2 separate regions of the Mus musculus genome follow, and region 1 is linked to region 2. A link is a contact called in ENCODE Hi-C or POLR2A ChIA-PET data. All regions are on one chromosome and are shown on one strand. The core of a region is the stretch at or near the end of the contact, and the rest is flanking DNA. Distances in the headings are between cores, read along the strand shown.

What was found. A loop is a pair of places that touch in the nucleus more often than their neighbours do. ChIA-PET counts read pairs that join two places held with the same protein, here RNA polymerase II (POLR2A).
Region 1: a map of heart shows a loop between it and region 2 (2.0-fold over the local background). The contact joins the promoter of Mapk8ip3 here to the promoter of Hagh in region 2. A Hi-C loop is called at or near these places in 1 of 37 maps with a recorded cell type or tissue (heart). POLR2A ChIA-PET finds 5 or more read pairs at or near these places in 2 of 5 experiments (Patski and embryonic stem cell).

Annotation. Positions count from the first base shown.
Region 1 is chr17:24,935,505-24,938,329 of GRCm38, forward strand. It overlaps Mapk8ip3 (mitogen-activated protein kinase 8 interacting protein 3), which reads right to left and starts at 1,473. Exons shown (of 33, transcript NM_001163449.1): 1 at 1,033-1,473. The coding sequence starts at 1,350.
Region 2 is chr17:24,848,918-24,851,817 of GRCm38, forward strand. It overlaps Hagh (hydroxyacyl glutathione hydrolase), which reads left to right and starts at 1,573. Exons shown (of 9, transcript NM_024284.2): 1 at 1,573-1,751. The coding sequence starts at 1,676. It overlaps Fahd1 (fumarylacetoacetate hydrolase domain containing 1), which reads right to left and starts at 1,385. Exons shown (of 1, transcript NM_023480.3): 1 at 1-1,385. The coding sequence starts at 1,184. The coding sequence ends at 501.

The DNA of each region.
Region 1 (2,825 bases), core at 223-2,722, 86 kb after region 2:
AGCAGAAACCATTTTACAAGGATGTAACTTTGCCTTACCACAGTACACCTTCATTTTCTTCTTTTTCTCCACATTAGTGATCTTGACTATGTAAGTATGGAGGCAAGGGGAAGAAATAATACCCAAGTCCTTTGCCAATGTATCAAAAGTCCCCAGAGAGTCAGGGCTATGGAGAGTGGTATCAGGCACAAGACAACTCCAGGGCAGGTCTAGAAGGACCAAACACTGCAGACTTCTAGGGTACTGCCCCACTAGGCAGCAATATGAACCCAGAAGGTAAGGCTTAAGCTGTTGCCAAGGTCTACCCTGTTACTTGGCCTGTCCTTTTGTCTGTGGTCAGTGTGTGACCTTGATCTAGCCCAGACAGTTTCTGGAGCCAGTTCCCTGTTTCTGAGGTCACCCAAGCCCTCCTCACATCCTTTGAGGCTTTTGAATCCCCCCATATGTAGAGAACTTGATTAAGCCAGTTATGTGGTGCCCATGCATTCACAGCAAAATCTTGACAATCAAAAGGCAAACCATGGAAAGTATGAATGATTCAAGATAAGCAAAGCTTTTATCCTAGCTGTGATGCAGGGCCACTAACTTAATAAGAAGCCAAAATATCAAGATCGACTCTTAATTTCAATAGTAGTCTCTAAGACTGTGTCAAGTCAACTTCACTTAAATGGAATTTAACCTCATATAAGAAGGCACTTCCCATCATAAACCGAAGAGCATTTATTTCTAGAATTGTAGAATTCTGGGCTTTGTGATTCTAGGGCAACTTGCTCCAAAGACGGGAAGGAATAAAACCCAGAGCCAGCAGGCGGCAGCCAAGGTCAGAGGACAGCAGGAATGGGGGCCCATGTCTCCCGGACTCTGCACAGGCTGTGCTCTAGGTCCCAATTGGATGGAGAAAGTGGCACTCCCAGCAGCATCGGCATCAGCATCAGCATCAGCAGCATACTGCCGGCTGAGCCGAGCTGGCTGCTCCACGCTACCCACACCGTCCCTCACCGTCCCTCTCCGCGGCGGCCGGGGCCCACGCACCTCCTCGGCCTGTTTGCGCAGCGCCTTCTCGCGCTCGTATTGCGTGAGCAGCTGCTCGTTGTCCTCGCGTAGGAGCTCCAGCTCCACCTCGTGCTCCTGGTTCTCGCTCAGCACCGAGTCAAGGTTCTCCAGCACGTTCACCACCAGCGGCATGAGCTCCTTGACCACCTCCTCGTCATAGCAGTGAATGAGGCGCTCGAACTCGCGGTAGATGGAGCCCGCCAGGCCCGACACACGCTCCGACATGACCGAGCCCGAGCAGTAGTCGTCTTGGTACACCACCACTCCTCCTCCCTCGTCCATCTGGATCTCCATCATCGCGGCTACCGCCGCCGCCGCCAGCGCGGCTCGTTCCGGGGCCCGAATCCACGGGCCGCTGTCACCTCAGGCAGCCGCTACCTTAGGACGTGCCGCCGCCCAGGCCGCGCCCGTCACTCCCTTGCCGGAAGTCCCGCCTGGCTGCGGGGGTGGAGCCCCATCCAGTTCCGCCCCGAGCGCCTTGACGCTAAAGGAACGTTTCCGGCTGCGTTGCTGGTGGCTCTTGAGGACGTAGCTCAGTCTGATTGGAGTGACCTGGATGCTTCTCTATCTCTGTCCTGTTTGTCTTCAGACCTTTGTCATACATACTCTGGCCACCCTCAACGTTCACGCGACATGTGTCGCTTGCCCTGTTTCTGGTTGTTTCCCGCTCTGCTGGTTGCTTAGTTCCATGCAGTGCTTCATTTTGCACAGGACACCAGGTTCTAAAATCCTTATGTGTGGCGGTACTTTTGAGACAGAAATATAAAGCGAGTCGATCTATATGTGTTCATTTGCTGGGGACACCATGAACCTGACTTTGAACTACTTGCTTTTTTTTCCTCTTTCTTTTTTTTTTTTTTTAAATTTATTTAATGTATTCACCGTTGCTCTCTTCAGACACACCAGAAGAGGGCATCAGAACCCATTGTAGATGGTTGTGACCCAACATGTGGTTGCTGGGAATTGAACCTAGGTCTTCTGGAACAACCAGTGCTCTTAACCACTGAGCCATCTTTCCTGCCCTTGAACTACTTTCTTGCTTACGTGGTTTTCCCGGTCCCCAAAGCCTTCCAAGGCAGCTCAGATTCACATCCTCTTAAAAAAAAAAGTTACTTGTTATTTTATGTGTATGTGTTTGGTTGTATGTAGACTTGTGCATCACACACATTCCTGGTGTCTGTGAAGGCCAGAAGAGGGCATCTGAATTGGAGTTAAGAAGGTCAGTTGTGAGCAGCCATATGGATGGCCAGAACTGAACAGAGGTCCTCCCCTCTAAGAGCAAGTACTCTCAACTGCAAGCCACCAGATCTTACTCTTAACCAACACAGTCCTTCTTGTAGCTGAAGTCCAGAGCACTTAAAACATTCCTCACAATTTCATATGCAAAGTCTTACTGTGTAGCACTGGCTGACCTGGAACTTGGTATGCCTGGCTTCTGCCATTCAGTATACACCATTACCTGGGGCTATACTTCCCTCATCTTTCCAAACACATAGATAAATACCTACTCTAAGAGATTGTTTTGTAACATGCCTCAGACCTTAGCACAACTCACTCCATGATGGAAGTCCAATTCAGGCTGTAAAACTCGGCATGTAGATAGCACCACCTGCCAAAAGAATGAAAACAGACCCAATCCCTCAGTGTGGATAGTTCTGAGAAAGTCTCTAAATTCCTAACTTTGCTTTTTGGCTTCTGTAGTTCTGCCTCTGACTAACTGTTCTTGTTAACTGAAGCATGCCAACCCAGAACATGGCTTTGCCCTTAAAAGC
Region 2 (2,900 bases), core at 323-2,822:
ATTTGGAAAACAATTTCAAAATTATCTTCCAAACTCAGAAGCCACACCCAAAGTAAACAAGGCAGGGCTGCAGCAAGAGCTCACTTAACAAAATTCTTATCTGGCTTTGAGGTGGAGGACTTTCCCAAGTAAAAATCAACTGGAGTGCTCTGTACAAACAGCTTTCCTAAAGGCCAACAGCATTAATGAGTTACTTCCTTTGCACTTTTAAGTCTGGAGGTATAGACTTCAGAATGATTTATTGAAAAGTCTATTCAGTTCAGTTTTAGAAAAGAAAACTACAACTTCTCAAAGTTTAGTTTAACATTGCCCTCTTGGGAAGCATTCTATATCCTTTAGCTTCGTTGTTCCTGTTTCTATTTCAGTCCCAGGTCTTTTAGATCACGTTATTTTTTAAGGATTCATCTTTTTTGACATGTCTAGCATAATTTTTAGATTTTCATTATTAGTGTCATTTATTTCCCTTGCTTCTGTCTCCCTTCCCCTTTGGCACTCTACTCTCAGTATTCTGATCTTTTCACCTTGAACCTCATACTAACCACCCCATCTATGCCGGCCTCGATCTCATCGTTTTCTTTAATTGGCCCAACTCCCTTTGGAGTCCCGGTCAAGATAAGATCTCCTTCTTCCAAGGTTATTATCTTAGAAACATAGCTGATGATGTAGGGGATGGAAAAGATCATAGATGATGTTTTGCCCTCCTGCCTGAGCTCTCCGTTGACCTTGAGCCACAGTCTTAGGGCATGAGGGTCAGGAATCTTCTCCTTGGGCACGAAGGCACTGACCGGGCAGGAGGACGTAAAGCTCTTAGCCAGGGTCCACGGCAGCCCCTTCTTCTTGCACTCCTCCTGCACATCTCTGGCAGTCATGTCCAGGCACAGGGCATAGCCGGCCACGTAGTCCATGGCTGCAGCCTCCGGGATCGCTTCACCACGCTTGCCCAGAAGCACTCCCAACTCCACCTCGTGGTGGAGGTTGCGGCAGTAAGCGGGCATTAACACCGGTGAGCCCTCGGGAGCGTACGCGGTGGACGGCTTCAGGAAAAGCACAGGCTCACTCAGCACGGTGCTGCGCATCTCTTTGACGTGATCTGCATAGTTCCTCCCCACGCAGACGATATTCTTGCCCCACTCCCAGAAACGAGACAGCGGTTTGGTGGAAGCCATAGTACAGCTTTGGGTCATGTGACCACCGACTCCCCCGGACTACGGCGGCCTCCAGAGGACTGGCTTCGGACGCTGTCCAGGTCGGAGCGGCCCCGCCCTTCCTTGCGCAGCAGCGGGACGCTGAGGTCAGCGAAAGGTCTCTGCGTGCAGGCGACTGCCCCAGAGAGACGAGGAGGCTCACGCTCAGCCTCCTCCAACACCCACTTGCAGACCGAGTCTACAGGCCAAGGCTGCTAGGGCAGCTAGGGAACATTTTGGGGGGGGGGGGCAGGAGCTACTACTGATTGGCTAGGGGCGGCGCGGCGGTGCGAGACAGGCACTGGTTGGCTGTGAACTCTATGGGCGGTCACTGATGGATTGAGGGCGTGGCATTTTGGTAAAGAGCAGGAGTTGGTTGGTTGGGAGCAGTAGGAGGACGACACTGATTGGTTGCAGTCGCCAACGCCAGTGTTGATGCCCACGACGCTGGTGTTGCGGACTCCGCGACCCGGCTGTGCACCCCGTGGGTCATGGTGCTGGGTCGCGGGTCGCTGTGTCTCCGGAGCCTGTCAGCGCTGGGAGCCACCTGCGCGCGCCGTGGTCTGGGTAAGTGTGTCTAGGTACTGACGCGGCGCGGCCGGGTGCTGGAGGCCGGACGTCGGTTGGGCGAGCCCTTGCTGTTTCCAGGCGCAGGTGCTGAGCGCCGCCGGGCGGGCGAGAAGCGGGGCCGGGCGTGTTGAGGGCCTTGGAATAGGCATCTGGCGCTGGAGGGGTTCGTGGCCCGGGATCGAGGCAGAGGGCTGGCACCTGCTCCCTCCTGGCCAGAGTCCGACTCCAGTTTTGGGGTTGCGACTTTAGTTTTTAAGTCGGCTTTTCCTCTTAACGTCTGATGTGGCGACAGTGGGTTGCCAAAGCCCCGGAGCTGGCCAGCCTGAATTCAGCTAGCCGGGAACTTTGGAACAATCGTGATTGAAAGTCTATGAACCATCTTTATTAAGAAGTCCGCTCGTTGAGAACAGAAGTATGGGTCTCCATTTAAGGGATACCCCTTAGTGTCGCTGCTGAAGGCTGTTTAAGAGCTAGGCGATTTAAGAGCTAGGTACAATAACTACTGAGCAGCCGCTCAGCTTTTGGTGCCGCAGAAGCCCTCCTGGTGAGAAGAGGCAACTCTGAAACGTTTTTTGACGTTTGAGCAATATAAAACGTGTCTGTGGATTTGACCTCAATTCAAACAGAATGTCCCTAGTTGCAAACTAAGGAGCTGGGAGCGATGAATTCCTTCCATAGGAGTGATCGCATCTTCTTCAGAGCAGTCAGGCTCTCTTCCGACTAGAGTGGGTTGAGCACTGGTAATAACATGATCTTTATCCATGCAGGTTTGTTGTGTTTTACCAGGAAGTACATAAAAGGGCTCGTATTCACCTGTTTCTCACCCTCCGCTGTCCATCGGCGTGGATAGTGCTAGGGCTTAGGGGAATTCAAATATTACAGAAACCTGATCTTATAGAAATGCTTATTTTGCTGAACATGAGAAGGGGTCTGGAAAGTGCCCAGCTGTTGTGCCAAAAAAGGAGAAATGGGGAGCAGGGTTGTGACAGAGCACTTCCCTAGAATGCTTAAAGCCCCAGCACCACAAATTCAGACAAAAGTACAGTGGAGTCCCTTGGTCATTTGCTGCCTCCTTGGCCCACTCCAAGACAATCCTTCGGTGATAAGTTCTCTGCCCCTCATGCTTGAGTCCCAAGCAGCAGTTTC